Regions from separate parts of the Homo sapiens genome. Here regions 2 and 3 are each linked to region 1. A link is an interaction called in ENCODE POLR2A ChIA-PET data of the cell type or tissue named here. Cell type or tissue: PC-9. All regions are shown on one strand. Each heading gives the region's core, and the rest is flanking DNA. Links, peaks and the distances in the headings are about the cores only.

Region 1 (10,727 bases), core at 3,115-8,114:
TTGAGAGCCTCGGGCTGCACAGCCTCCTTGGCCGGCTAGGCAAGGGGCATGTGAGGGAGTGGAAGAGCAACAGGCACAGGCCCTACCTGCACCGCCTTGCATTCTAGAAAGGTCAGCGCACACTCAAGGTGGGAAATGTCCACTCTGAAGTCGGGCCTCAAGTGGATCTTGGCTTATGTACCAACTAGAGTATGACCTTGGCCTTGACCTCTCTCAGCAGCAGCAACCAGAGATGTTGGCCAAGGTTGTAAAGTTGGGTGGCAGTGGTGAGGGGAGAGCCCAACTTCCTAAAGAGGTCAGTGTTTTCTCCCAGGTTCTGGGAATGGAAAGATGCTGGCAGAAAGCAAATCCCACACCAGAGGAGTAGATTGACAAGTAACCTGGAAGTTATTTTTTGGACTTTTTGGATCAGAGCAAACTTGGATCTTGCTCCTAAATGCTGTGTACCCAGCTACTTCTCCTGGCCCAGTGGGTCCTGGGGCCATGCCTTCTGGGAGTCTGGATGGGGCGGGGTGAGGTGCGGTAGCCCTGGCCCAGGGCGCCCCATCATTGTAAGGTGGAAGGGAAACTGCGGATGGTGGTCTGTAAGGGTCAGGGGTCAGGCGCTGAGCAAAGGCGGGGCAGGAATCCGGCGGCCCAGAACTGGAGGTGAGCCCTGGCAGGCCCAAGGGAGCCTTCGGCTTTTCTTGGGCGCCGGAGTCCGCAGCACAGGCTGGCTGAGGGCTGGTAAGGGAGCCGTGCTGATGGGGCAGAGTCCTGGGCACAGTCCTTTGTGGGCTTTGTCTTGGAGGCACTGCCACTTCTTGACGCTGGCCTGGGGACGCTGCCAGAGAGACCATGCTGTGTGACCCTCACTGCTGCTGAGGCCAGAGAGGGAGGTGATGTCCTGGGCTACCCCGGGAAATGGGGCAGAGAGGAAACTCAGCGGAAGCCAGGTCTCCATTTTAAGTTCTTTGGCGAGAAAGCATAACGTGCTGATGCCTCCCAGGTGTGTCTGCAGAGCAAACCCTGGGGGCAGCCCCAGCTCTCAGGAGGATGGCCCCGGGGGGCGGTGGGGGGTCCCACCTCCTCTTCTTGTCTCCACACCAACATCCACTCCAATCCACACATACCCTGTAGGCTCCTGTGGTTAAACTCACGTCCCTGAGGCCCAGACTCCCTGAGCTTAAATTGCAGTTCCACCATGTTCGACCTTTGTGGGCTTGGCCAAGGCCCTGGCCCTCTCGAAGCCACAGTGTTCTCTTGTGTACGACGGGGAATAACTGCAGCGAGGAAGTGGGAAGAGGACTGAGTGAGTTCAGCAGGGAGTGAACACCTGGCCGTATGCACGCTAAGGCCGTAGCCATCCGTCACCAGGTAGGGACAACAGGTTCACCTCCTGGGGGCAGGCCTTGACCTGCTCAGGACTCTGAGGTGTGTCTGCACTAACGGGCCTCAGGAAGGGGTCATCTTTCTTTCTCTCTCCAGGTCACCGCAAGCAGTGGGGTAACGTGCACAGGAAGGGGTAACGTGCACAGAAAGGTTACGTCCTGGGCAGTGGGAAGCAGTGGGGTAACGTGCACAGGAAGGGGTAACGTGCACAGGAAGGGGTAACGTGCACAGGAAGGTGACGTCCCGGGCAGTGGGAAGCAGTGGGGTGACGTGCACAGGAAGGGGTAACGTGCACAGGAAGGTGACGTCGCGGGCAGTGGGAAGCAGTGGGGTGACGTGCACAGGAAGGGGTAACGTGCACAGGAAGGTGACGTCGCGGGCAGTGGGAAGCAGTGGGGTAACGTGCACAGGAAGGGGTAACGTGCACAGGAAGGTGACGTCCCGGGCAGTGGGAAGCAGTGGGGTGACGTGCACAGGAAGGGGTAACGTGCACAGGAAGGTGACGTCGCGGGCAGTGGGAAGCAGTGGGGTGACGTGCACAGGAAGGGGTAACGTGCACAGGAAGGTGACGTCGCGGGCAGTGGGAAGCAGTGGGGTGACGTGCACAGGAAGGGGTAACGTGCACAGGAAGGTGACGTCCCGGGCAGTGGGAAGCAGTGGGGTAACGTGCACAGGAAGGGGTAACGTGCACAGGAAAGTGACGTCGCGGGCAGTGGGAAACAGTGGGGTAACGTGCACAGGAAGGGGTAACGTGCACAGGAAGGGGTAACGTGCACAGGAAGGTGTCATCGCGGGCAGTGGGAAGCAGTGGGGTAACGTGCACAGGAAGGTGACGTCGCGGGCAGTGGGAAGCAGTGGGGTAACGTGCACAGGAAGGGGTAACGTGCACAGGAAGGGGTAACGTGCACAGGAAGGTGTCATCGCGGGCAGTGGGAAGCAGTGGGGTAACGTGCACAGGAAGGTGACGTCGCGGGCAGTGGGAAGCAGTGGGGAGTCAGGGGAGGCATGGGTGTCTCCTCAGTGCCCGCTACCTGCAGGCACAGGGTAGTGGATGCTGGGAGGTGCTGCCCAGAGACCCTTAACAGCAAGCCAGGGAAATTGCCAGCTGAGGCTCCCAGCTCACTCCTGTCTGAAAATTTCCCAGGACTCCCCAGCTGTAGCTGCACCCAATGACTGGGCCATAAGTGGAGAGGCAGAAAGACCTCAGTTTGGCTGAAGGATCATCAGAGCCCCAGACCTTCACAGGGGCTCATCTGAGACCATTGTAGCAATTTTATCACTGTTCAGGTTCCTCTACAGTCCAACCCCCAGCTCATATAGGCACCGACCCCCGAGGGCACTCCAAGTAAGCCTCCTGCCTGCAAATCTCAGAGTCTCCCAGTCTGTTTCATGGGACTCACCCTATGACAGTGTTCCAAGCACTTTATTTCCTTGAACTTACTTATTTTATTGAAGTCTCACAACAAATCTATGAAATCAGTGCTGTTGTAATTCCCATTTGCAAAATAAGAAACTAGGGGAACAGAGAGATTTGGTAACTTACCTAAGGTCAAACAGCTAGTAAATGGCTGCATTTTTTTCCCCCCAGCAAACTGTACAATAACAGTAAAACAGCCCAGGAGTGACCCACTGCAGTGTTTCCTAAGGTGTTCTGAGGAATCCTTGCGTCAGAATCACCTGGGCTGCTTGTTGCATGGCAGATTTCCAGACCCTGATTGAATCGGTATCTCTGGGATTGGGACCCAGGAATCTGAATATGTAACAAGCTTTCCGTGCAAACTAATGCGGGAACCACTGAGCTCTGGGGAGAAGCATCAGATACTGGAAATCTGGCAGGGACAATAGGGATTGTCAAATGCTTTCGGCTGCAATTGAAATGAGGCTCCAAAAGGCAGGCAGGTGGTCTCATCCAAATTCATGGAGGCATCAAAGGGAGATGAGTCTGGACTTGAACTTTCCCAACTCCTAAATCAGTTGACTGTCTTCCACACAGCATGGACACTTCTTACCTGCTGCTGTTGGCTCAAAGCACATGTGGACAGGATGACAAGTGAGACTCTGAACACCATTTTTCAGATTTTAAAAAATTGCATGAAGTCTTAAAAAATTTACAAAACCTAACATTTGACCATTTTAATCATTTTAAAGCGTGTGGTTCAGTAGTACTAAGTGTATTCGCAGCAACCATCACCATCATCCATCTCCAGAACCCTTTTCATCTTGCAAAGCGGAAACTCTGTCCCCATTAAACCCTCACTTCTCATTCCCTCCTGCTCCCAGCCCAGCCAATCACCATTCTATGTCCTGTCTTTATGAATTTGACTGCTCTAGAGACCTCATATAAATGGAATCATGCAGTATTTGTCCTTTTGTAATGGGCTTATTCCACTTAGTATAATGCCCTCCAGGTTCATCCATGTTGTAGCATGTGCTAGAATTTCCTCCCTTTTTATGGCTGAATACTATTCTACTGTATGTATGTACCTCATTTTCTTTATCCATTCATCCACATGTGGATGTCTGGGTTGTTTCCATCTTTAGGCTATTGTGAATAATACTGCTGTGAACATGGGTGTACAAATGCCTCTTCAAGACTGTTTTCAGTTTCCTTGAGTCTATAGCCAGAAGTGGAGTTGCTGGATCATATGGTAATTCCATGTTTATTTTTTTTGAGGAACTGCCATTCTGATTTCCACAGCAGCTGTTCCATTTTACATTCGCATCAACAATGCACATGGGTTCCAGTTTCTCCACATCCTTCTCAACACTGGCTGTTTTCTTTCTCTTTTTCTTCTTTTTAAATAACAGCCATCCTCATGGGTGTGAGGTCTAATCGTGGTCACTTTAGTTATTTTATTTTTAAAAATGTTTTTTGAGACAGGGTCTCACTCTGTTGCTCAGCCTGGAGTGCAGTGGCATGATCTCAGCTCACTGCAACTTCTGCCTCCTGGGTTCAAGCGATTCTCCTGCCTCAACCTCCTGGGTAGCTGGGATTACAGGTGCCTGCCACCATGCCCAGCTAATTTTTGTATTTTTAGTAGAGACGGGTTTTCACCATGTTGGCCAGGGTGGTCTCAAACTCCTGACCTCAGGCGATCCACCCACCTCGGCCTCCCAAATACAGGTGTGAGCCACCATGCCTGGCCCCCTTTAGTTATTTCAAAGCATGTTCTTGGAGCCCATTTTCCCTGCAGGCTGCTCCTAGACATCCCAGCCATAGCTGCCAGGCTGCCGGAGCCCATGTGGACAGAAGGCGCTCCACCCTCTCACCGTGCTGTGGTAGACGTTACATCTTACTATGAAGCAAAGGGAGGCAGAGGGTGCTGATGGGCAGCAGTCACCAGGATCGCAGCCCCAGCTCTGTCACTAAAGAGTGCAGGTTTTGAATGGGTCACTGACTGTTGGAGTGGCAGGGTCCTCCTGCCCATAGATAAAATGGCGTTTCTGCTGGTTACTGCATCATGCAAGAACAGCCGGGTGGTTGCTCACCAAACCTGAAGGGTGTGTTTGGGTTGGTCTGACTTAGCATATAAGCCATGTAGCTGATACAAAACTTACTTTGGGAGACCATGGGAAACCCCCGTGCAATGACCGGGCATTCAGCCTCTGAAGGAGCTGAAGCCAGGGTTGCAGAGGTCCCTGTAACTGCTGCTAGGGAGAGGCCTATTAATATTAAGATGCTGTGGCCAGAGAATGGAGCCTTCAGATATAAGCCTTGAATCAAATGCATAGGATAGAACCCCACATGGCAGAGCGGCTGCTTCAGAGTTGCTGAGCCCTTCCGGGCAGGGGCCTCATGGGGAGGCTGTCGAGTGGGGTGGATTTCCCAGGGCAGCTCCTCCACCAGGCTGGGTGGGTCAGCCAGTCTGGAATTCAAGCAATTGGGATCCACTAGCCCAGGGCTTCTCAAGCTGGAATGTGGACATGAATCACCATGGATCTGGTTACGTTGCAGATTCTGACTCAGCAGGTCTGAGGCGGGGCCTGACATTCTGCACGGCTGGCCTGCTCCGGGCGCTGCTGATGCTGCTGGTTCCTGGACCACCCTTGAGACCCTGGATGACCTCTGAGGTGCTGCCTCCTTGCAAAAACCCTCAGCTCTTGGGACCTCTCCCTGCGCTTCCGAAGCCCTTTCAGATATTTTCCTGTAGCCCTCACAAAGAGCTTGGGGTTGCGGTTTCTGCCGCTGTTGACTCTCACGTGGGTAAGGCCATTTTCATTTAATTTTTTGAAGCTTTTCTAGAGCCCAAGCTCCCTAAGGATGGGGAATTCATCTCACCCAACACTTGGCATCCCCTAGAGAACCTAGTCCAGTGCTGTGCTGTCTTCTCAATACTGTTTGTTAGAGGAATAATAATAACAGCCCTCATATGTGTGAACACTTCACAGTTCACAGGCACTTTCATATGCTTAATTCATTACTTGCCATTTCTCTTCCGATGAAACCAGCAGTTCCTCTTGGCTTACGTGCTAGGCGTGAATTTCCTCGTTTTTATCCTCACAACAATCCTGTGAATTACACAGGGCAGGTATTAGCCTGCCTGCCAAGAAGGGGACACTATTGTTTGTAGAAACATTAAGCATGCTGCCCAAGGTGTCCTAGGGGACAATGGCAAGCCTGGGATCTGTTTCCAGGTTGCTGCTGCCATCTCCCTAGAAGAGAGTTGGGACCACCAGCAGGAGTAGGGACTTGGGCTCCAGATGGTGTCCGCTTCTTCTCACTGGGCCATTCCAGTGGTGGCTGGCCAGTGTTTCTGGTGCCAGCCCTGTGGGCCTCCCTGCCTGCATCCTACCTGGGCCAATGCCCCATGGCGCAGGTGACCTCCACATGGCTTCTTTTCTATCCTTTGCATTGAAGGCCCTTGCACTGCAGGATAACAGCTCAGAGGACTGGATTTCTGGTCCTAGCTCTGTTACTTCTGACCATGGAGCCATAGACCAGGCACCAACTGAGTTTTGGTTTCCTCTTCTGTAAAATTTGGATGATGCTGTATGCCCAGCTGGGCCTCTGGGCTTCATGAGCCCACACCAATAGCGCTCTGTGGAAATGCTTTGTGCATGCAAAGAGACGTACATGCTACTTCTTCATCAAGCGTGTACACTGTAAAACAGAAAGGCTTTTTTATTTTCAAAGTTTGGGTATTTACACAGAGGCCCTTGCATATGCGTGATCATTTCAGTGGCTCATTTGTTTGTCTTGCTGTGTATAATAGTAAGACACAAGCCCCTCCTGAAGCCATCGGCAGTCTCCTCACTGCTTTGAAAGTTGATTTCCTTTGTCATCCTTACTTCCTAAGGGTTAGCCTGAGTCATCCAGCATCAGGATGCCAGCTTTGCGTTAGAAGTTAATTATTCTTCTTTATCATATTGAGGACACTTAATTTTTTTAGTGATTTACTCTGCTTTGTAATTATAGATGTGGTGATTAGAATGTCTTATATTTGACATTACAGATTTTTAAAAACATGATTTATTCCCACCACTGATTTAAAACTCTTCCTTTGTAAGTTTTTATTCCTGCTTGTGTGACAGTGTTTAGGGACTCCGGCCGGGCCTGGTGCCTCTGCAGGGGCTATTAGAGGCGCTGTGTACATATATAATTAAGGAATTTCAAAACACAAATGACTGCCTTTGGGGCCAATAGCCACTGCAGTTTCCATCTATCATGTCAGCCCTGGAGATGGTTGTGTATTTGGTAAAGTAAATTAACATACAACAACTTTGCTTAAAATAATGTTCAAATTTAAGATGTAGCAAGAAGCAGGAAAAACAAACAATAAAGGGATCCAGGGAGAGCGAAAATCACATATTTAAATGCGAACAAAATCTTTGCCTGGTGCCTTTATCACCTGTGGGTTACAGCATAAAGCCACCTGAAGACCCGGATTCCTTCTTCACCTCCTTTTGTTTTCTGGCCAAACTTTCTGTTCGATTTGCACCATCTCTGAGCAGACCTTGGGTTTGGAAGGGACCTTTGGAGCCTCATCTTTGTCACGTATTTTGTCCTTTGAAAATGTATTATAGAGATAATGGAACATCATTTCAGAGTTTCGGAAATGGGAGAGAAATCTCCCAGCAGCCCAGCAGTTGAAGAGGAGCTGCCTCAAATACCAGCCCAACGGGAGGCCTGTCTCTGGCTTTTATGTTCAAGCTGGGACTCTTGGCCTCAGAAGCCTGCTTCTGGTCTTGAAAGTTGGTCCCTTCCCAGCATTATAGCATTAAAAAAATTTTTTTTTTGCCACCAATAAAACCATGTTCGGGGCTAATACTCATGCTTTAAAAAAATTGCAATTGTTCTTTGGAGCCCAGTTAACAGAAGCAAATTTCTTTAAAACAGATGTTGTGTTTGTGGTCTGATGCTGATGTGGATGAGGCTATTTGGAAGGGTGTAGAAGTTTTCCCATCTCACTCAGAAGGAAATGAGATGATGGTTCTTCATACACAAAAGCCAAAAATCAACTGTTATTATACTACCCAGCAATAACCGCAGCTAGTGTTTTGGTGTGTATCTTCTTAGAACTGCTTCTAGGTGAATTTGTACATCAAGATTAATCTTTTTAAAAAATATAAGCTGGATATACTAATTTTTAGCCTTTTTTCTCTCTTACTGTACTTTGAACACTTTATACCACTTTTTCCAAGTTAGTGAATATTTTAGCTTTTTTTTTTTTTTTTTTTTTGAGATGGAGTCTTGCTCTGTCACCCAGGCTGGAATGCAGTGGTGCGATCTCGGCTCACTGCAACCTCAGCCTGCCAGGTTCAAGCAATTCTCCTTCTTCAGCCTCCTGAGTAGCTGAGATTACAGAAACCCAGCACCAAGCCCGTCTAATTTTTGTATTTTTAGTAGAGATAGGGTTTCACCATGTTGGCCAGGCTGGTTTCGAACTTCTGACCTCAAGTGATCCGCCCACCTCGGCCTCCCAAAGTGCTGGGATTCCAGGCATGAACCACCATGCCCAGCCTAAGCACATGGTTTTCAATGGTTGCAAAAGGGCCCATGACTCAGCTGAGATCACCATTTCTGTGGTCTTTTTGATATTGATGAAAATTTAGGCCCTTTCCTTTTTAAACTTTTTGCTATTAAGAACAGTGCTTCAGTGAACATCCTTCTGCATGTATCTTTGTGTGTCTATAATAATTTCCTTAAGATAAATTCTTAGAAACAGGGGTGCTGTATCAAAGGTTATGCACATTGACATGACCGTCTATTCCTCTTAAAAATAGCATTTTCCCTGGCAAAACATGCAGAGTACTTTAAGACATCTGCTGCACTTGTTGCAGCATTCAAGTAGAACATCTTCTCAGCAAGAAGGGCTGAAACTGTGTTGTCTACAGTAGGCTGGCTGCTGGATATCACTCCGGAAAGAAACTAGCAGCCTGCAGAAGAGGCAGGGTCACCAACACCTTGGAGGGCAGTAACTGAGCCTCTTTCCCATCGGTGAGTGTTGGCATCAGCCCCCACCCCAGGAGCAGAAACCATAAGTGACAAAGGGAACAGCTCCCTGGGGAGGAAGCTGCCAACTCCTCCCCAAACCACAGGTAATCCTCACTAGGGAGGAACTGACAGCCAAGATTCTTCATCTGTTGAGGGTGATTCAGTCAAGGTAGGGTAATGAATTCAGAAGAAGAGTAGGAAAAGTGGTTGTTGCAAAGAGCTGGTGTAGTTGCATTGTGAAAGGAATCATGGTCACAGAAGGTTTCAGAAGCTTTATCAGTAAGACAGATTGCAGAGTATCAGATTTGCGTTGGGTGGAATTCTGTGGGATGCCAGCATTGGAAAGTGAGCCACAAGGCTGTTGTTTTTTCAATTCATTAGAACAGCTGGGTCTCCAGGAGTAATTCATGAAATGGATTAGATAATATCCTTCCTGATAGGCTGTCACCCCAATGAAAGAATGTGGTTTCTGCCTTGTCAGCATGCAGCCATCACTGTTTTCTGATAATAGGTCCCTAAATTTTCTCAGAAGAACACCATTTCTCCATTCTTAATCCTCCTGGTTTGAATGGCGTTGATAATCCAACCTCACCTGGGACATGCAAGTAAAGTATATCATCTCCCTGATCACTGTGATTGATCTAGGATGGGCATGTGATCAAGTTCATCCAATCAGAATGCATCTCAGAACTTTTGCTTGAGCACTTGCTGGAAAGTGTTCTTTCTTTTCCTCTGATGTTAATGATTGGGAGGCTATGGCGTGGTGCAGCTCGGAAACCCTTGCTGGGGAGTGCTGCTCTGTTTGGGAAGTGTTTTTAGAGAATAAAGTCAACATGAGAGAAAGCAAAACAGAAAGATATAGAAATACAGGTTTTTATAGATATAATTTGAGCTCTTGGATCCAGGTGTGCCTGAAGTAGAGCTATATCTGGAGTTTTCAGTTATTCGAGCCATTATATTCCTTTCTGTTTTGCTTAAGCCAATTTGATTTAAGTTTCTGCCCCTTAAATCCAAGATTCCTGACTACTACAGATATATTAAATTTCAAGTTGATTCATAGATCTGAATGAGGTAATGTTGCCCTCAAGCCTATGTGAATGATCTAAGTCCAAGCTTAGTGTTACAGGACAGGAACACAATGTCTCAAAGACAAGGCAGTGGCAGATCAGTGCTGGGTGGTCAGGGAGGGAAAGGATCACATTCTGCAGGTAGGATGAAGACAGGAGTCACAGAAAAAGTGATATTTTTGATGAGTCTTGGAAAATGACAGGTGGGATTGGCAGGCGATGACATTTCTGGTAAAGAAACAGTAGGAGCGAATGCTGAGAGGAGAAAAAGCAAAGTCCATAGCCCACGTAGGGAGAAGGCAGGAGGTAAAATTAGTAAGAATAGTTGGGGTTATGTTGTTTGGATCCTGAATTCCATGCTGAAATAAAACTTAATGAGATTTTTGCCTTTTGTGTATGACAGAGAAGCTTATATTAGACCAACGGTCCCACTGAGAACAACTAGAAAATCCATACAAAATTAGATAAAAATCCCAAACCAAAAACATCTGTTTGAAAGCATTGCAGATCTGCCATGATAGCCAAGATTTGAGAGACAAACATCTTGGAGTGTGAAGGCGCCGTTGAGTTTAGCTCAACATTCTATATGCTGCTTTTACTTTGGGGTGATTTATTGACGTTTGCTTGTGACAAGAGGCTGAAAAGTCTGGTAAAAGGTCCTTGCTAAGAGGCAGAGAAGCCAGTCGAATTTTTATAATCTTGCAGGGCTAGGGAAACAAAATTGGAGATTGGGGCTACTTAGGTAAACCAGAACATAGACAGTCAGAATCATGGAAAGAAGGGAAGTGAAAGGAAGTGAACCCAGTATGTGATGTTTTTCACGTTTAGGTGTTTACCAAGTCACAGTTGCACAG
Region 2 (10,727 bases), core at 3,107-8,106, 390 kb after region 1:
ACTTGGTGCAGAGCTGAGTTCAATTCCTGGGTATCCTTGTTGACTTTCTGTCTCGTTGATCTGTCTAATGTTGACAGTGGGGTGTTAAAGTCTCCCATTATTAATGTGTGGGAGTCTAAGTCTCTTTGTAGGTCTCTAAGGACTTGCTTTATGAATCTGGGTGCTCTTGTATTGGGTGCATATGTATTTAGGATAGTTAGCTCTTCTTGTTGAATTGATCCCTTTGCCATTAAGTAATGGCCTTCTTTGTCTCTTTTGATCTTTGTTGGTTTAAAGTCTGTTTTATCAGAGACTAGGATTGCAACCCCTGCCTTTTTTTTGTTTTCCATTTGCTTGGTAGATCTTCCTCCATCCTTTTATTTTGAGCCTATGTGTGTCTCTGCACGTGAGATGGGTTTCCTGAATACAGCACACTGATGGGTCTTGACTCTTTATCCAATTTGCCAGTCTGTGTCTTTTAATTGGAGCATTTAGTCCATTTACATTTAAAGTTAATATTGTTATGTATGAATTTGATCCTGTCATTATGATGTTAGCTGGTTATTTTGCTCGTCTGTTGATGCAGTTTCTTCGTGGTCTTGATGGTCTTTACATTTTGGCATGATTTTGCAGTGGCTGGTACCAGTTGTTCCTTTCCATGCTTAGCGCTTCCTTCAGGAGCTCTTTTAGGGCAGGCCTGGTGGTGACAAAATCTCTCAGCATTTGCTTGTCTGTAAAGTATTTTATTTCTCTTTCACTTATGAAGCTTAGTTTGGCTGGATATGAAATTCTGGGTTGAAAATTCTTTTCTTTAAGAATGTTGAATATTGGCCCCAACTCTCTTCTGGCTTGTAGAGTTTCTGCCCAGAGATCTGCTGTTAGTCTGATGGGCTTCCCTTTGAGGGTAACCTGACCTTTCTCTCTGGCTGCCCTTAACATTTTTTCCTTCATTTCAACTTTGGTGAATCTGACAATTATGTGTCTTGGAGTTGCTCTTCTCGAGGATTATCTTTGTGGCGTTCTCTGTATTTCCTGAATCTGAATGTTGGCCTGCCTTGCTAGATTGGGGAAGTTCTCCTGGATAATATCCTGCAGAGTGTTTTCCAACTTGGTTCCATTCTCCCTGTCACTTTCAGGTACACCAATCAGATGTAGATTTGGTCTTTTCACATAGTCCCATATTTCTTGGAGGCTTTGCTCGTTTCTTTTTATTCTTTTTTCTCTAAACTTCCCTTCTCACTTCATTTCATTCATTTCATCTTCCATCGCTGATACCCTTTCTTCCAGTTGATCGCATCGGCTCCTGAGGCTTCTGCATTCTTCACGTAGTTCTCGAACCTTGGTTTTCAGCTCCATCAGCTCCTTTAAGCACTTCTCTGTATTGGTTATTCTAGTTATACATTCTTCTAAATTTTTTTCAAAGTTTTCAACTTCTTTGCCTTTGGTTTGAATTTCCTCCCGTAGCTCGGAGTAATTTGATCGTCTGAAGCCTTCTTCTCTCAGCTCATCAAAGTCATTCTCCATCCAGCTTTGTTCCGTTGCTGGTGAGGAACTGCGTTCCTTTGGAGGAGGAGAGGCGCTCTGCTTTTTAGAGTTTCCAGTTTTTCTGCTCTGTTTTTTCCCCATCTGTGTGGTTTTATCTACTTTTGGTCTTTGATGATGGTGATGTTCAGATGGGTTTTTGGTGTGGATGTCCTTTCTGTTTGTTAGTTTTCCTTCTAACAGACAGGACCCTCAGCTGCAGGTCTGTTGGAGTACCCGGCTGTGTGAGGTGTCAGTCTGCCCCTGCTGGGGGGTGCCTCTCAGTTAGGCTGCTCGGGGGTCAGGGGTCACATTTTCCCACTTCCTAATGGAGGTGCCTGCCTCCCAGCTCCACAGCCTAGGTTCCTGATACCATGGCCTTCAGCTAGTGCAGGTCCTGCCCACCCTCCAGACCTTGATCTCCAAGAAAGGTTATCTTTGTCAGAATAGATGCAAGCCAAGGGATACTTAAACACTGACTCCCAAGCCTGCTGCAGTGACGGTGTTAAAGAGATAAGCCTTGGCCAGGCGCGGTGGCTCACGCCTGTAATCCTAGCACTTTGGGAGGCCGAGGCAGGTGGATCACTAGGTCAGGAGATCGAGACCATCCTGGCTAACACGGTGAAACCCCGTCTCTACTAAAAAAAAAAAAAAAAAAAAAAAAAAAAATACAAAAAATTAGCCCAGAGTGGTGTCGGGTGCCTGTAGTCTCAGCTACTTGGGAGGCTGAGGCAGGAGAATGGCATGAACCCGGGAGGTGGAGCTTGCAGTGAGCCGAGATCGCGTCACTGCACTCCAGCCTGGGTGAAAGTGCGAGACTCCATCTCAAAAAAATAAAAATAAAAAAATAAAAATAAAAATAAAGCCTTGGAGAATATCCGTTATTGGTTGAGTTGCACCAAGACAGATCGTGGAGAAAATAAACCCTAAAGCACTGTAAACCTATCACAGAAACAGAGCACTGAAGGCAAGCAATGGCGGGAAAGAACAAAATCAACAGGAGGCACCACCACCAAGTTCAGGGGAAGCAGAGGCAAGGGTGCAAATCCTTCAAAGCCGTGCAGGCACCACCTCTGCAGGGCTCCATCCCTGGTCCCTGCCCCAACACCACCACCCACATTCCCCTCTCCTCATAGTAGAGGTCTCCACCACCATGCCGTCTGCTCCTTGAGAACACGGACTATGCCTCATCATTTTGTGTCTCCAAGCACTTTTTGAAAGCTCAGATGGTGAAGTAATTTGTTTTTTGTTTGTTTGTTTGTTTTTGAGACGGAGTCTCGCTCTGTAGCCCACGCTGGAGTGCAGTGGCGCTGTCTTGGCTCGCTGCAACCTCCGCCTCCCGGGTCCAGGTTCAAGCAATTCTCCTGCCTCAGCCTCCCGAGTATCTGGGATTACAGGCGCACACCACCATGCCCAGCTAATTTTTGTACTTTTAGTAGAGACGGGGTTTCACCATATTGGCCAGGCTGGTCTTGAACTCCTTACCTCATGATCCACCTGCCTCCGCCTCCCAAAGTGCTGGGATTACAGGCGTGAGCCACCTCGCCCGACCATTTTTTACTATTTATTTATAAATATATATATATATGTGTGCATATATATATATACATCTATATATCACCTAGGTGCATGTATCATTGTAAAAATTTTTCACATCATTAAATATTCTTGTAAAATATGATTTATTAGTAGCTACATAATGTTGCATCTTGTACCTAAGCATTCTCTATTTTGCCAGGTATTTAGCTTTGCTCTTTGAGCTGTTTTAAGTAACTCTGTAACATGCATCTTTGCCCCTAAATCTTTGTCTGAGTATCTTGTCAGTCCCCTAGGATTTGTCCTACTTGGGTCAAAAGCTATGAACATTTACAGGGCTGCTGAGATATACTACTACATTCCTTCCAGAAATGTACAAGCACTGTCTGAAGTTACCCATCTCAACAAATCCTTGCGAGCACTAGGTTTTAAATTATAATAATAAAAATCTTCGCTCATTTTGTCAAGAGAAATGGAAACTCATTGTTGCTTTAATGGCCTTTTCTTTGATTACTAGTGAAGCTGAACATTTCCTCATTTGGCTACTGTCCATTTGTAATTTATCTTTTGTGAGTTTTCTGTTCATTCCTTCTTCCCTTTCTCTCTGTCTCCCTCTTTCCCTCTGACATTCAGTGAAGATGTGTTGAGCATTGATTTGTCAGACCATGGCAAACAGGGATCAGGAAGATACAGTCAAGGACTCACAACACACCCCAGGCCAGAACACTAGCTGGAGCCAGTGACAGTTGCTGCCAGAAGGCAATCACAAGTCAATTTTTTTTAATTGTGGTAAAATGCACATAAGATAAAATGTGTCAGCTTAACTATTTTTAAATATATACTTCAGTAGTGTTAAGCTTATTTACATTGCTATGCAACCCATCTCCAGAACATTTTCATCTTGCAAAATTGAAAATCTGTACCCATTAAACCGTAACTCCTCAGACCTCCCTCCCCCAGAACCTGGCAACCACCATTCCAGTTTCCATCTCTGTGAATTTGACTACTCTGGGAACCTCAATTAAGTAGAATCATATAGCATGTGTGTTTTTGTGGCTGGTTTATTTTATTTAATATAATATCCTCAAGATTTATCCATGTTGTAGCATGTGTCAGAATTTCCTTCCTTTTTTAAAGCTAAATAATATTCCATTGTATGGATAGACCACATTTTGTGTGTTCATTCATCCATCAATGGACACTTATTTCTATGTTTTGGCTGTAGTGAATTGTGTTGCTATAAAAATGGGTATACAGATACAGTATCCCCAAATACCTGCAAGTATCTTCTGGGTATATATTCAAAATATTATTTGGGGATATATACACTCTGAGTATATAGAATAGCTATCCAAAGAATATTTTGGATATATACCCAGGAGCGGAATTGCTGAGTCATGTGGTAATTCGATTTTTCGTTCTTTGAGGAGCCATCGTGTGTTAAGCAGTCACACCATTTTACATTCCCACCAGCAGAGCACAGGGGCTCCAATTTCTCCACATCCTCACCAACACTTGGCATTTTCTGTTTTTTTTTTAATAGTAGTCATCCTGACAGATGAGAGCTGATATCTCATTTTGCTTTTGATGTGCATGTCCCTAATGATTAGTGACATGTTTTCATGTGCTGGTGTGGTGTGTATCTTCCCAGTGTGTAATTTTTGATATTGCCTTTTCCACTTATATTAGTCAGGGCTCTCCAGAGAGACAGAACTAATAGGATATATGTATGTATAAAATGGAGTTTTTTAGGGAGAATTGACTCACATGATCACAAAGAGAAGTCCCACGATAGGCCATCTGCAAACTGGGAAAGAGAAAAGCCAGCAGTAGCTCAGTTCAAGTCTGAAAGCCTCAAACCCAGGGAAGCCAACAGTGTAGCCTTCCATCTGTGGCCAAAGGCCCAAGAGCCCCCCAGAAGCCACTGGTTCAAGTCCCAGAGTCCAAAGGCTGAAGAATCTGGAGTATGATGTCCAAGGACAGGAGGAGTGGGAGGAAGCACCCATCATGGAAAAAGAAGGAAGCCAGAAGACCCAGGAAGCCAGATCATCCCAACTCCCTCCACCTGCTTCGTTCTAGCCGCACTGGCAGCAGATGGGATGCTGTCACCCACATTGAGGGCGGGTCTTCCTCTCCCAGTCCACTGACTCAAATGCCAATCTCCTCTGGCAACACCCTCACAAACACACCAAGAAACAATACTCTACCACCCATGTAGCCATTCTTCAATCCAATCAAGTTGACACCTAATATTAACCATCACAAGTCTACCCATTGTCAACTGGGCACCCATACACATGTCCTGAAATCATACTTAATCTCCACATAAAGACAATAATAAGGTCGTAATTATGCCTAACATAATACAGCTATCCTTCGTACAACAAGAAGCACACTAATCCTTAACCTAAATGCTAAGACAAACAACGCTTAAATGCTGATATGAAGTCAATAAATTTTATGTTACATGATAAAGGAAAAAGAAAAGAAATAAAATGAAGATATTTCCTTAGTACAGGTGTATACATGCACAAACATATTTTTAACAAAATAAGGAGTAAATACTCATGACAATTACAGTCTTCATTTCTACAACTGGTCACGTGGTCATAGCTGTTATTGATGACTACCTTCTTCTACGCATTCTGTACTCCCTTTGCCTTCAGCAAGTACCTTGGCTGATCATGATTTTTCACCTGGTACTGTGATCCTTCATTCCTGAAAGTCTGGGTCATTTGTTCCTGCCTGGATTAGGCTGTAGTTTCCCATTGGCCTTAGCTTCCAAGATCAGACGAGATGGGATGGATTCAGTGTGGTATGGTCGTAGAGCCATTGACCTTAATCCCAGGGCATGGTAGTACTAAGAGACGCCCAGAGGGATCTCATGTGCTCCACACATACTCTTCCTTACCTTCATCGAGGAGTAGTAGTCGATTTCATCTTGATAGTCCAGGTCAATCACCCCAACCAACACTGGAACTCTCTTCTTAACCTGTTGACTTAGAGGCAGGAGGAGCCCAGAGTGGCCAGGTGGCAGTGTTAACTTCCAGTTCAATGGAATCATTGTTGCGTCTCCTGGTGACAGCATTCCTCCCTCTGGAGCTAAGACCTCTAGGCTTGCAGAACATAGTGTCACAGTAACAGGAAGCAAAAATTCTGCTAGTGGATCACTAGAGGTGATGGTGAGTGGTGCCACTTCCACTTTCATCCCTTGATTCCTGGACCTGTGAATCTTGGCTATGGGAGAAAGAGTACCATATATTGGAGGCTGATTCAGAGTATACACAGCCTTCTGGAGAACTTTGCCCCAACCCTGCAAAGTATCATCACCTAGTTGGTGTTGTAAGGCCATTCCACTGTTCTATCAATCCAGCTGCTTCAGGATGGTGGAGAACATGGTAAGAATAGTGAATTCCATGAGCATGAGCTCACTGCTGCTCTGGCAGCTGATGGGATACTGCCCACCCACATTGAGGGTAGGTCCTCCTCTCCTAGTCCACCAACTCAAATGTCAATCTCCTCTGGCAACACCCTCCAAGACACACCCAGAAACAATCGTTTACTGGCCATCTAGGCATCCTTCAATCCAATCAAATTGATACCTCGTGTTCATAACCATCACATTTAGCACAGAAACACTGGGAGAGATTTGTCTTTCTGCATTAGCTCATGACTGTTTAGTAATATGTGTAACATGAAACTGACTCGGAAATATCCCCAGGATTGACTGGTTTCCAAATGAAAAAAAAAAAAAAAAAGTCTCCTGTTAGTCCCTGATCAACCAAACCCTGCACAGCCCCAAGACAGGAAGGTGCGAGGCCCTGTACGGGACTGATGGGTAGGTCTGAAGAGACTCTGTAAGTGTGAGAAAGGCACTTTATTCGAAGGCATTCTGGCTCTTCGAAGTCTCACTGTGAATGTTGTATCAGCAAATATGTACCCAGGGATTTAATAACACATTAAAGAAAGGATTGGACATAAATTATTTTGAATGGCTGTCTATGCAGTTTGAATCTATAAATAATCAGTCGCCTCTTTGTTTTAGCTCTGGAAAGAGGGCATGGGACATAGTAACAGGGATCATCTTATCCTCACCTCAGAGTGGACACACGTGTGAGCGTTAGTGGGATTAACCCGTGTGGACAGGTTGGGAGGTTTTCTAAGATGTTGATAATTTTTCCCTCTTGATATCATTAATTCTCTATGTCTCTGCTTTCAGATTTATCTGCAGTAACTTTTTGATTCTAAGCTGGACAAACTGCAGTCCTGAATCCCTTCTCCCAGTTGTGAATTGTTACAGGCTCAGAAAGGCAAGTTAATCTTAGTGTTTGTGGAAGCAAAACACATTCTGGCTGTTGAATCTCTTGATCTTCTCCCAAGACCTCCCTGCCATTCACTATCCCCCTAAGAACTTCCCAAATGACAGTGAGAGACACCGATGCTCATGTGAATTTTGACAGGATTCTTTCTCTGAGCTCGGGGCAGGTGCGGCTCCACACAGGTTGAGTGTTGGGGGTAGTCAGAGACCAGAGAAGAAAGTGGGGAAACCCAGGGGCAGACATCCTCATGTCCTCCAGTCCTGAGCCTGTTTGGGCTCTGAATCAGACCAAAGGATTTGATTCTCAACCCTGTCCTGCAAAACAGATCAGAGGGTCCTGAGGAAGAGTTGCAATGGGTCATGACTGGTGGGGCTGGTCATAGCCAGTCAGAGGTGCCATACAGCCCCAGAGGTCTCCATACACTCCCCACCAAGCTTGTTCTGGTGAGCTCATCTTCATTGGAGGTGGGGAATGACCCTTCCTCAAGATGACCAAATACTCATGAGATGTATAATTCTACAGAAAAAAAAAAAAAGGCCTGAAAGCAGCAGCAGAAACAGAAACTGTATGAATTTTAAAGGAGTGTTGTCCAGCGCACTTGGGGAAATGGCACAGAGGGTTTTGTGAGAGGGGGCTCGGGGGCAGATCCCAGGGAAAGTGACTGTCCTTTCCGCAAGCAAGCACAGCCACCTAAGAACAAGCCATCTTTTTGCATAAAGAGATAAGGAAGGGGCACAAAGGCGGGCACAGATGTCCAAAGGCAAGAGCCGTCAACACAGGAGCCAAAACTGCAGAGGAGGCCAGGGTGACCTTGGCCTCTGGAGAACAAATACAAGCAAAACAAAGTTTCCAGGAGACATGCCAGACAATTGAGATGGCAATCTCTCCAGATCTGGCAAGGGCAACACCTCTTCCAGAAAGTCCGTGCTGACTCTTGCACCTCCCCAGTACTCCAGGTGGCCCCTGGCTCAGCCATCACTCAGCTTTTCTCAGGACACGCAGACGATATGCGTGCATCCTAATCTCCCACCAGACATGAGCCCCTCCTGGGCAGGACTGCCTTATTCAGCCCTGGGTCTAAGCCCAGAGCCCAATTCCAGGCCCAGCACAAAGTAAATGTTCAATTAAACTTTGGTGACAGGAACTGAAAATAGTTTAGCACCCCCCACCAAATCCACAAATTTTACTTTGTGGGTGTGCAGTGTGACATGGAAGGCCATTAAAGGGTTTGAGTAGAAGACAGAGAGTTGCCCAAATTGAAGGTAAAAGTCAGATTTGATCCAAAGGTTATTTTGATGTTCTGGATCAGTTCATAGTTTAGTCTAAAAATGTTAGTTTCCATCTGGGGGTTGGCAGAATTGTGTGTAGTAAAACCTCAGTGACATGTTCTCTTTCAAAAGGAGAAATAAGAGGCAGACTGGAAGGTGAAACATGACACAGTTGTTATAAATAAACTAATTTTAACAACTTTATTGAGATGTAATTTACATAACATAGATATAGAACCATAAATATGTCATACGTGTTCAACTAGATGCAACCTCTCACAGAGAGCAAGGAACAGAACGTTGCCAACACCCCAGAGGCGCAGCCCTGGACTCTTCAGTCTTGGCACCTGACCCAGTGCAGAGCCACTTTCGTGGCAAATACTTTCTGTGTATCTACCGGGCTATGTTTCTCCAAGCGATGCCACCGCTGCTACAGGTGAAGGATTTCCTCAACTCTGAGCACGCTCCCTCTGGTCATGGGTTCTGTCGGAGTTGGTATAGTGGACACCGAGGTGTGCCGCCCAGACCGCCCCCTGCCATGAAGGAGGCATTACCCATCACCTGCTCTCGTAGACACCTTCAGGGACCACGGCTGCAGAGAACGACCTCACCCAAGGTTACAGACCAGTGCAGGTGATAAAGGTCAGGCCATCTTAGCCCAACTCAGGACAACTCTGAAGGGCCATTCTAGCTCAGAGCACCCCTGGGGTCAGCCAAGAAGCCACTTTTCTGCCGCTGCCCAGTCCTGCTCCCTCCTCCTCCCTTCTACAAGTTCGGTCCCACGAGCCCTCCCTGGTAAACAACCTGCACACTGAACTCCACCTCAGACTCGGCTTGCTGGGGACCCAACCTGCAACAGTCGGCTCCCCATTCAGCCTTCCTGCCTTCACTTTCCACAGAGGGTGCTGAGTGCCCCCTATATCCTGGGCCTGGCATCAGGACTGGCCAATGTTGACAGAATAGTCATTAACGCTCATGTGCCTGCTGTGGTGCTGTGCTGTTTACAGAGCACTTTCATGCATGTTATCTCATTTCCTTTCTTTGTCTGTGCATTCATTCATTTACTCCTCATCCAACAGACATCGTGAATGCTTGCTCCACACAGAAGTGAAGATATAATGAAGAAAAAGACCTTTCCTTCCCCTGGAGAGCTCACAGTCAACTGCACAAGGCTGATGTCAAACCAGAGAATTCTCCCAGGCATTAAAGCCATGATGGAGCAGACACAGAGGCCATGAAGTGGGGAGAAGGAGGGCAATCAGGGAGGGCTTTCTGGGGAGGTGGGAACTCGGAACCAGCAGCTGGAAGCAATGGGATCCAGGAGAGCACTAAATCCAACACCGAACACTACAGTCATCCCAGCAGTGCAAGAAACCTGCACACAAACCAAGCTACTCAGAGGTTTCTATTGGTCTAACCCGGGATGGCAGGAAGTCAGAGACGTCTAATGGCCTTGCACTTCCCTCCAGCACGACCTCCTGGAGGCTCCTTCCCACTGGGGCCTGGGAAATGGAAGAGAGGAGACTGAAAAGGGAAGGAGGGAGTTTCCGGAGGGGGCTGGTGGGATTGCAAATGAAAGAATAACAGGATCTTGGAAAGCTGCCCCAGGTCCCACCTCAAGCACTGGATTAATTTAAATCCTTCTTTGCCACTTTCCAGAGTCAACAGGATTTGCTAAGTGTTGTATCTCCCGTAGGAGAAGAACCTTGAGAGAAAAAGATTTTTTAAATACATGTAAGTGAGATGTTTTCACTAATCTGATTTTGGGGCATATTGACACTTGTGAAATATTTAAATGCTTAATTGTGCTGTCAGACACACTACTTCAGAACATATCTGGATAGAAGAACAATGAGCATTAGATTATGCTTTTAGATGTTACAGAGATGAAAATATATCTTGGCTATTTATCAAATTAATCACCCTATAATCTAAAGACAAATGGGATTCCTAGGGCAGTATTCAGCCAGTAATTTAATGCCTAAGTTTTTCTGATCAATAAACCATTGGCCTGTTAGAATATTTAAGTCATGCTTAAAGTCATTCAGAAAAAAAAATCTATTAACTTAAGTTCTTGAAAGCATGTCTTTAATTTAAAACGTCA
Region 3 (10,727 bases), core at 3,258-8,257, 460 kb after region 1:
GGTTTACATGAAGACTTTATGCTATTGTTTTCACTCCCTGGAAAGACAGCTGCTTTTGTCCTCTCGCAGTTTGAACGGGCTAGTCCTCCGAAAACACAGACTAAAAGACAGCAGTAATTACATGTGTGGTTCAAAATGAAGAGCACTAAAATGGAAAATGCCAGCCTCTAGAATCGTGAAGCAAAATGGCAAAATAAATATCTATTTTTCAGCTGAAGGGAAAACGAACAGTGTCTTAGAACATGACAGAAAGTTGATCTCTACCCCACACAGGGACAGAATTAGGGCAGGCAGGGTTCCTAAATGAAGAAGAGATCTGCAGGCCTTTTAAAAACCTCTCTTATCCTCTTATTTTGTACTATAAAACATAATGGAGATCTCATCAACTTGGCAGGAAATCACAAGCTCATAAAAGAGCCTTGTTACAAAGATAATAATAAGACAAAGTCATAAAAGGCAGACTTGGGCTGAGTGCTGGCTTTAGGCTTCACTTTCTCCAACTCTACAGGGATCTAGGGTTCATCAACTCAGTTAATCGTGTGGATGGCCACCAATACAATGTGTCCTTTCTTGATCTTGCTCTTTGTTCACATTCCAGGGCATTTTTGCCAATGGGGTGTGCCTTGGAAAGGCGAACGGGAAATGTACACCACATTGAGCCTTACCATGTTGCCTTCTGCACACTCAGCTGAGTAAACGATACCGTAACGGAGAGCTGATAGGGCTGCCATCAAAGCCCGTCTAGACACTTCCCTTCACTCCAGGGATGACTGGCTGGTTCTTTGTGGCCATCAGCCTCCACTCTGGCTTCAGTGCATCTTGTCACCAAACCATCAGCTGTCTTTTTCTTTTCCTACCCCCCTCATGTTTGCTTTGGCTGTAAGGTAAGGGAACCCTCCTTCAAGGACCTCCCTGCTCCAGTTGTGGACCTGGGACTAGCAGCATCAATATCACCTGGGAATCTATTAGAAATGCAGGATCTCAGGCCCCAGCCAGACCTACTAAATCACAATCTGTGCTTTAACAAGATCCTCCAGGTGATTCATGCTCTCATTAAAGTTTGAGAAGCGTCTCCTTATAGAATCGGGAGAGGCACCTGGGCTGTGTCTAGGTCAATACCACCTCAGTTCTTCTAAGGGAAGGACAACGGATTGCCAGTGCCCCTTGGGCACATTTGACCTTGCACCTGCAGATAAGCGCTGAAGCCTTTTCTCAACCTGCTACCTTTAATTGGACAGCGGTTACTGTACTGCTAAACTTTTAAAGATTCAGAAGCCAAAGTCAGGGACCAAAAGAGTCAGTTTGCATTGTGTTTACCTAGAAGGTTTTCCCTCAGGAGCTCAAAACCTTTCTAGACTGTACCATACCCACCTTCCTGTGTGCCTGATATGCAAGTAGGGAAGTGGATAATGTTTTACCCTGGAGGATCCTGAGACACACGCTGTTTCTTTGCAGAGTTACATAAACATGTTGCGGTGTGGCTGTCTTAATGTTTAATTTAGATTGCTGCCCCATTGATTCAACTGTGGCCCAGGCACATGAGAGTAAACCAAATTCACGGTTTTGCCATGCCACGGTCCAGTCGTTTTGACTGTACAAGAACGACCACATAAGAGCTGTGCGCCTAATTAAGCACTTAGTCAATAACCCACTCCCTCTGGACTGAGTCATTTGCTTTATCCATTGCGGAAACGAGATCAAGCTGGGCAGTGAATGTGGGTAATTCATGCAGGAAGAACGCATTTAAGGTGAGGGTGGATTGATTGGAATTAGTTATTTCAGACAGCAGAGCGAGAGAGACTGAGAGAGAGAGACTGTGTGTGCGTGTATGTGTGCCTTCCCTCCCCAGGTGATTCCAATATTCCTTTACAAACAGCACGGCAAGGTCAAGTCCAGCCTCCAGGCGTGCAAGTACATGTGGGGACTATTTAGCGCCAGCATCCCAATGTGGAGGTGTTGATGCCACCGTGCTGGGCCCAGAGATTTGGGGACAGAGTCTGTCATTGGTATGCACACAGCTCACTACTGTATGATTTTTTTAAGTAATTTGATGTGTCTAATTGTTCTGCGGTGAGATAAGAACATTCCATTTTATCTGAAGTCACAAGACAGCTTATTGACGACACTGTCTTACTGGTACAGCACATAATAGCATTGTTAGGGGAAATGTCAGCGAAGTCACTGAAGGGTGGAAAAACATGAAATCAAATTTCTCACATGACAATAGCCCAAATATTCACTGGGCTCTTGCTTCCACAGAATGTGGCTGAGGCTTCTTTTCAGGCTGATTTGTTTCGCCACGGTACAGTGTCCATCCAGCCAACCCAACCAGCAGCCACACATTTTAGCAAGTCCTCTACGCTTCCTCCTCCCAGGAAGAGGTCTGCACACTCTTCCCTATGCTTTAAAAGTCTCTTTGCAGAGAATTCATTTTCATAACATCCCGAGCATCCTAAGACTTCATGTGTATTCTTTCATCAGCCATCTGCTAGGGGAGATGCATCCATAAGACATCTTCCTTCACTGGCATAATTAAAAGAGATTCTCTCCCTTCGAATGTTGTGTTACATTTATATTCAAAGTTATTTTGCTCTCTCTCTGCCCTTGCCCTCAAGGAATTGTGGGAATTCAAGTTAATAGGCTTTTAATGGTTCTGTGATAACTGTGATTATAAACTGTGAATCAGATCAGGGAGAGCATCCAAGTTCAGCTGCATCTCACGCAAAAAGACACCACCATTGCTTTTGATCCTCAGTGGAGATTTGGTTTTCAATGTTCAGACACCACCATCCTTGGGGAAAAAAAAAGAAGAAGAAAGGTACCTCATTTGCTTTGCAATTGCTTTGATAACAATTTTAAAGCTTTTAACTACACATTCTCCTTTTGATATGTTAGTGGTATTTAGAAACACATCCTGTTGCTAAAAATTAAATTTCAAAGTCTACGATTGTATTTCCTGCTTCCTTTTTGAGGGGAAGATGCTGGGTTTATTTAAAACACATGCAACATGTTGGACACACACACACACACACACACACACACTGCCTTCAACCTTTCACCACCAAATATTTAGAAATAAATTTTTACTGTGTTCTCTGAACATATAATTACTGCTTTGAGGCTAGTTAATGAAAATATACTTTTCTTTGAAACATGTTGGCTTTACTAAATGAGCCTGTCCTTGTGAGTCCATAGATGAATCGATTGTGAGCCTCCTTTAAAAAAGAGGCATTTTGATCATTGTTGCCAGATGTCTCAAGAAAGCCTGCCAGGCTGGGGCTAGAAACGCAGCCTTAAAATAGTAGGCACGTAATTGTACCATCAGCCAGTTAGGGCCCTGAGAGCAAATTAGCAATCACTCCCATTGGCCAGAATAACTATGACTTTTGCGTGGCCGGCCCAGGGACATTCCGGCAAGCATCTCCTACTTTGGCCAATTGTTGCTGGCATCTGAAAAGGCCATAATAAATGATTGGCCCTCAATTTTAAAAAGCTGCTTTGCTGAAACACCTCAGCTCACTTCCCAGGAAAATCCTTATGGCCATTTCTAGAGACCAAGCCATTGTCTAGACAAATTAACCTGTGTGGTTGGAATACGTAGTTCTGAATGCCAGGGCCCTTACTAACACTGGCCTTTGGAGAGAAGGTCTTGCTCTCACGTAGGGAAGTCCTTACCTACAGGCCCTCCTTCAGGGATTGTCCAGTAGAAAACCCACGAGATCGAAAGCTGAGTAATTGAGTGACAGACGCACTGCCTTCTTGAATAGGCACTGTCTCAAATTGGAGATTGCATTCACCCCAATGTAAGGAGACATTTGAATGAGAAGCAGTGGGAAGGAATAGACCCTGAAAGACCAGTTCGTCTGTAAAGAACAAAGAGCCGCTGTAGCAGGAAGTCTCACCTACAGAGGTTGGCTCTCACTTTAGGCACTGTTCACTGGAGCTGCCAGGCCTGGCATTAGGACAAAGAATTAAGAAATTACTATTGGCAGCAAAAAGTAATTGGGTAGCAGTGGCTCCCAAAAAGCCTTACAAATATCCATATCTTATGATCCAGCAATTCTACTCCTGAGAATTTACCCCAAGAAAATACCCAAGTATTCACACAAAGATTTATCCCTAAGTATGCTCATTACAGCATTTGTTAGGGAAAAAAATTGAAACAATTTATAGTAGTCCTCCCCTTATCCAAGGGAGAAATGCTCCAAGACCCCAGTGGATGCCTAAAACCGCGCGTGGTACAGACGATCCCAACATAGAATGATTCCGCTTGTGAGTTTTCAACTTTTCAGTGGTGCAAAAGTGATACCCAGACAGCAGGCTCCTGGACGTACGATGGTGTTCAACCTAAGATATGTTAAATTTACAATAACTTTATCTAGATGTAACCCCATTGTAAGTCGAGGAACATCTGTTTATACTACTTTCTTTTCTATACATACGTACTATACATTCTATACATACATATGATAAAGTTTAACTTATAAATTAGACACAGTAAGATATTAAAAACAACTAATAATAACATGGAACAACTATAACAATATACCATAGTAAAAATTACATGAATGTGTTTTTTCTCTCTCTGTCAAAATACTGTAATATTTTTGGACCACAATTGACCTTGAGTAACTAAAACTGCAGAATTAAAAAGAAAAGTAAATACATAAATAGAATAATCCTTTTTGTAAATATATATCCACATATTATGGGAAAACTGCAGATTACACAAATATTTAGAATTATTTATTTCTTTTTTCTTCATTGAGCGTTTCCAAATTTCCATAAGGAACATATTTGTATTGTGGTCAGAAACAAAATTTGACGATTTTTTAAAAAGAAGGTATGGCAAACCAAGTAATGTATGATCAATGTCTTGCGGCAATTCAAGACCCAGACAATTGGAAGGCTGTATAAATTAAGCTACAAAACCCAGAGAACTAGAGGTGGTCTGCAAAGAATAGAGACGACCAGACTGGCTGACGGTCAAATCATAAATTTGCATGTGTTCCAAAAACGTGTTCCACCGGCAATCCTCCAAATTGTGTCAGGTGCTTAAAATACCACAGTGCATAATAGGTGATCCCTATTCAAGGGTTCAAATCCTGACCGAGGAACGCATCCACATTTCCACAGAAGCACTGTCATTCCACCCTGTGGCAGGCAGAGAAGCTTTCCTGTCAGCTCCTATGGAATCCACTTTAATAAGCCTTGCACTATGGAATGTGAAATCATAGAAAGCTTAAAGAATGCTGAGACATGGTGCTTGGCCTCACCCCAGACTCTTAAGAGGGAAGCCTTACAGTCAAACAATGAGTAATAATAAACCTCCAAGTTCCAGTAAAATTCCTGATAAGATCTTTAAGCAGGAAGGCCATGACCAGCTAAAGTGTCTTTATGGGTTCCTCTAAACACAGTCGTGAAATTTTCAAAGCTTCCACCCTCAGGAATCAGACTCAAAAGAAATAAATTGTGTGTGTGTGTGTTACATATAAATCTTCTCCATTATTGAAAGCTTTTGGCATGATTTCTTTAGTATCCAGTGCTAATTTTTACAGTAAATAGACAGCCTGACAGATTCTTACCTAAGGGGTTAAGGCAGGTGCCAAGGGCACTGGCCAAGTGATCCAGACCAGGGTTGGGTCACAGGGGCCAGATCTGAATTTACAGGGCAGTCATGGGGGACTCGGAGGCAGGAGGAACTGGGTGCATGGAGGCCATTTGGGGCTTGCCTCTCCAGCATCCAGCATCCCTCTTTTTCCAACAATAGCTGTCTCTCCATCTCTCCTGATTGTCATTCCATATGGCTTAAGTGGAGTTGATTCTGCCCTTGCTCCAATACCAGCCAATCAGAGCAGCCCATTCCCCTGGCAGTAATGTTTGCTTCTGCCGTGGGTACATGACCCAAATCAGAGCGAATTAAACTCCGTTCTAGACTCTTATTTGGGCAGAGAATCTCAATCTTTCCTGACAGATTTGAATCTAAAAGCACATGGGCTGGCATTTCTGCTGCCACCTTCCCACGCCCATGCCTCGAGAATGAGGCCAACTCTTGGAGAAGGCTGTGGGAGGAGCTGAGGGGTCTTGGGTTCTGGCAACTCCAGCTGAACCTGCACCTGAACCCGGCAGTACCTCTGAACCTTTCTGCACATCAACCAATAAAGTTTCCTTCTTGCTGTTAAGAGGGAATGAAGATTGAGGGAGAAGCTAGGAAAGAAAGAAGACTTGGCCTCCCAGGCTGAGTGTGAGAGGACGCTATGGAGATGTGCCATACTAGACAAGTTTCTTTCCAGTGGGAAAGAGAGAGATGGGGCCACTGGAGGGTAGAGGGAAAGAAAAAAACAGGCTCTGCTCTCCCAGGATCAGAGACTCCTACCAGAGTCCAGGCTAAAGCCTCCAAAGCCCAGGACCACATGTCTCTCCCTGACCCATGTTTCTGACCCATCCCCTGCTGTCCACCAATGCTGAGCATGTCTCAGTCCTCTACCATGCTTAGCCTCTGCAAGACAGGGTCTCCTGGTATTGACTGTCTCCAGGAGAGCAGGTGGGAAGCTGAGCCCCAATGTGGGTGGGGAAAGGAGAGGGGGAATTCCAATTCCCTGGTCCCTGTGGACCCTCCAACCCCAGCCCACCCACTTTGGGTTTGATGTCACCTGCAAAGCACCATTGTTCCTCCTGGGAAAGGACTTCTTTTGGAAAATCCTGGGGCCTTCACGACAGCCCCACCGCTCATCCTATAATTTCAGCTTTCCCTCCACCTGGCACAGACAGACCAGATGCACACCTCAGGGACCAAGCGACCCCTTCTTGTCCTGAGTGTAGTTTCCTTTTTGTTGACAAGACCAGCTCCTCTGTTACCCACAGGGCCCAGTCACTCCCTTTAGGGTCTGACAGGCATGGTAAGGAAGTTATGAAAACTTTGAAAAAGCAAAAGGCAAAGGCCCCACCAATTCAATTTCATAGAATAAAATTGATAGGTTCCATATTCAGTATATTCCCTTAATCATCCCCATATCAGTATCATTCATATGCAATTGTTTATTTTTCTGTTAAAAATCAGCATTCTCATCTGGCAACTTTGTTGACCATGTTTTCTGGATTTCAGTGCACTTGGACTCTTCGGTCTGAAAAAATTGCTAACCTCTGTTTTAACCCAATCTCCAGTGCAGTAAAACAATGTTTAAAAAGCACATTCAGAATAATTTGTTATTATTATATAATAAGTCATACTTGAAAACAAAACTCACCTGAATGCTAATGCCTCACTATTTCTTTAGACAGCAGGAATATTTCCCAACACTTAGAAAGCAAACAACAGGCCAGGTGCAGTGGCTCACACCTGTAATCTCAGCATTTTGGGAGGCCGAAGTGGGCGGATCACATGAGGCCAGGAGCTCAAGACCAGCCTGGCCAACATGGCGAAACCCCGTCTCTACTAAAAATACAAAAATTATCCAGGTGTAGTGGTGCACGTCTGTAATCCCAGCTACTCGGGAGGCTGAGGCACAAGAATCATTTGAACCTGGGAAGTGGAAGTTGCAGTGAGCCAAGATCACGCCACTGCACTCCAGCCTGGGCAACAGAAGGAGACTCAAAAAAGAAAGGAGGAAGGGAGGGAGGGAGGAAGGGAGGAAGGGGAAGGAAGGAAAAGAAGGGAAGGAAGGGAAAGAAAGAAGGAAAGAAAAAGAAGGAGGGAAGGAAGGAAGGAAGGAGGGAGAGAGGGAGGGAGGGAAGGAAGGAAGGGAGGAAGGAAAAAAAAGAGAAAAGAGAGAAAGAGAAAGAGAAAGAGAGAAAGAAAAGTGAAAGAAAGAAGAAAGCAAGAAAGAAGAAGGAAGGAAGGAAGGAAAGAAAAGAAAAGAAAAAGAAAGAAAGAAAGAAAGAAAGAAAGAAAGAAAGAAAGAAAAAGAAAGAGAAAGAAAGAAAGAAAGAAAGAAAGAAAGAAAGAAAGAAAGAAAGAAAGAAAGAAAGAAAGGAAAGAAAAAGAAGGAAAGCAAGCAAGGAAGCAAGTAGCCAAAGCCCTGGGAACCCATCGAGGAATGGCCCCGGAGGCAGAGTTACCCTCAGGTAAGAGCACAAGCTTTGGAGGTAGCCAGCCTGGTTTTGCACCCTAGTACTGCCGCTTATTAGACGTGCCATACTGGGCAAGTTATTTAACCTTTTCATGCATCAGCTTCTCATCTATAAACGATAGTGCCTATGTGGGAATGCAGTGGTGGTTGAAGAAAGGAGAAAAGGGCCCAGGACATCAGAAATGGGTAGGACTAGAGCTAGGGGAGCGGTACAGCTTGGAGGCTCTGGAAGTGAGTCCTGGAGTCAGGGCTTTGAGACATGAGAGGAGGCTATGGCAGAGGCACATGTTCTCTGTGCAAATCCAAGGAGCCCACCAGGAAGACCCCGAATTCCCATTACTGGCGTATCCACCGACTCTTGCATGTCCTGACCTCCTTGGAGGCTGCCTCTCGCTCTCATTTTCTTTTCTGCTCAGACACCTACAGCTGTGTTGGTAGCTGCCCTTCTAATGGCTTGGGGGTGGGGGAGCACAGCCAGGGGGCACGTAGCTGGGATGAGGGTGAAGAGGAGTGCTATGGAGAAGGGGTCTCAAGTACTAAATTGAAGCCGGGAAGGCTCAAAGGCAAATATGGATTCTCTACAGCTCTGATGGAAAGCCTTGCTCCAATCTGAATTCTGGTCTTCCAAGAAAAATCACAAGCAATGACAGGCTCTTTAATATGGGTTCCAGCCACAGGCCAGAGATCAAACGTCGCTGAACCAGTGTGAGGAAAAGAATGGCAGGCAGACGTCTTCTTTTTCCGCACACAGACTGTAATCAGCTCTCCACAAGGTCATCCCAGAACACCAAGGACAGTCCAGATACCTCCAGGCTCTCCTCAGTAATGGACGGAAGCAGTGGTGCAGATAATCTGCCCAAATGGCGGGTAATCCAAAAGCCATTTCTATCTGGCCTTGGGAGAAGCTTCTGTGCTCGTTCTGAGTGTGGGTGTGTGTGAGCCTCCCTGCCAGGTCCATGTGCACAGTGAGGCTGCTCTCAGGGAAGGTGTCCTCCTGCTGGCAGCAGGGGCCATGGGTACTGGCAGGGAGTTGGCGATGGAGAGGACAGTTCAGGAAGAAAAGGGTGCAGGTGGGCTCCATTTGGCCTCCTTCCTTGGTCCATTCTCATCTTCCTGGGCCCTGCGGATGCATGGCCTGGGCTGCTTTGCCCTCTGGCTTTCAAGCTGGTTTGAGCTATAAGAGATGGAGCAGAGAAAGGAGAGGAAGGCCAGCATCTTTCTTCCCTGCTTCCTTCAGGCTCTGGCATCCGGTGCAGTCTTGCTCGTCATCTCCGCTTCCCTCTGCTTCTTCCCAGGCTCCAGTTCTCCCTGGATTCCAGGAACACCATCTCCTTCCTCGTCCCTTCCATCCCAGGGAAGGTAAGAGAACTTACATTCGATAGAGAAAACACTGTTTTTTTAACCAAAGCTATGTGGGAGTGGGGACTGGGAGTGTATGTAGAAAGGCAGGGAGTTGATTATGCTTAAGTCCTTGTCTATCTAATTTACCGTGCCTAGAAGTAAAAAGATAATGTAAGAACAGACACATCAAAAAATAGCTGCCCAGAACTGAAAACAAGGACTTGAATAGATGTTTGTACACCTATGTTCATAGCAGCATCATTCACAGTAGCCACAGGCAGAAGAAAACTAAATGTCCATCGACAGATGAAGAGAAACAAAATGTTACATATAAAAACAATAGAATATTATTCAATCTTAAAAAGGAATGAAATTCTGTACAACGTGGATGAAACTCGAGGACATTATGCTAAGTGAAATAACCCAGTCTCAAAAGGACAAATATCATACGATTCCACTTACATGAGATACCTAAAATAGGCAAATTTATAGCGACAAAAAGTAGAGTAGTGGTTACCAGGCCCTGGGGACAAAGGGGAATGGTGAGTTATTGGTTAATGGGGACTGAGTTTCTGTTTATGAAGATGAAAGCATTCTGGAGATGGATAGTGGTGATGATTGCATGACATTGTAGATGTACTTAATGTTAGTGAATTGGACACTTAAAATAGTTAAAGTGGTTAAAAAATAGCTGTGTAAGAATACTATTTAAAGTTATGGTGGTGACTGTCAGGAGCAGGGGTGGAGAGGGGTTGTGAGTGCTTAGCACCAGGAAGTGATACTCGGGGGCTGGAGGAATACTGCAAGAGAATGCTACCTCTCACTGCAATCCTTTCAGTGCTATTTTACTTTAGAGGTACAGTTAACACTGATACAGTGCTTACGACCTGCCAGGCATGCTTTGCACACTTACATATGTGCTCATTTAATCCTCCTATCAATGCCATGATGCAGTAGCGCTACCTGTGAGGATCTGCATTTTGCAGAAAAGGAAACAGAGATACTCACGTGGTAAGGCCTCCATCTCAGGCAGCTGCCCAGAGGCCCTGCTCTTAATCATCCTACTTTGCTGCACATATATGACTGGGATGAAAGAAAAAAATTAATTTTAAAAATATGCTGCGGTGAATATCCTTGTATACATATTTTATGTGCTTGTGTGAGGATATCAGACTCCTAGAAGTGAAATAACCTCAAGTTTTACAACAGACAAAACATGGCATTCAATTCATCTTTTGGATATAAAAACTATTAGAACACTGATACTGACATTGTACTCATTTTATTATAGAATTGAAGCACAGAAGCAAACGACCT

Evidence for each region. Peaks named below come from ENCODE experiments on the same cell type or tissue, not always from the same donor. Only the 100,000 strongest peaks of a DNase experiment are listed, where the experiment ranks them.
Region 2: POLR2A ChIA-PET joins it to region 1 with 5 read pairs; 2 of 35 experiments call an interaction of 5 or more read pairs at or near these places.
Region 3: POLR2A ChIA-PET joins it to region 1 with 5 read pairs; 1 of 35 experiments calls an interaction of 5 or more read pairs at or near these places.

The regions. Positions count from the first base shown.
Region 1 is chr10:125,226,415-125,237,141 of GRCh38, forward strand. It overlaps LOC105378541 (a long non-coding RNA gene), which reads left to right and starts at 2,103. Exons shown (of 4, transcript XR_946434.3): 1 at 2,103-2,332; 2 at 3,913-4,019; 3 at 5,327-5,575; 4 at 7,396-7,622. RefSeq lists enhancers at 994-2,193, 3,032-3,546, 4,651-5,850. In PC-9, for the core only: no CTCF peak of the experiment used is centred there; a DNase peak (open chromatin) is centred at 5,257; H3K27ac peaks cover 1,922 bases.
Region 2 is chr10:125,616,803-125,627,529 of GRCh38, forward strand. It overlaps a transcript of TEX36 not described here. Among named protein-coding and RNA genes, the nearest start is that of TEX36-AS1, 48 kb to the left of the region's middle. In PC-9, for the core only: no CTCF peak of the experiment used is centred there; no DNase peak of the experiment used is centred there.
Region 3 is chr10:125,689,760-125,700,486 of GRCh38, forward strand. LOC283038 (a long non-coding RNA gene) reads left to right here. Exons shown (of 5, transcript NR_033848.1): 3 at 9,365-9,428. Among named protein-coding and RNA genes, the nearest start is that of TEX36, 12 kb to the left of the region's middle. In PC-9, for the core only: no CTCF peak of the experiment used is centred there; DNase peaks (open chromatin) are centred at 3,752 and 5,242; H3K27ac peaks cover 331 bases.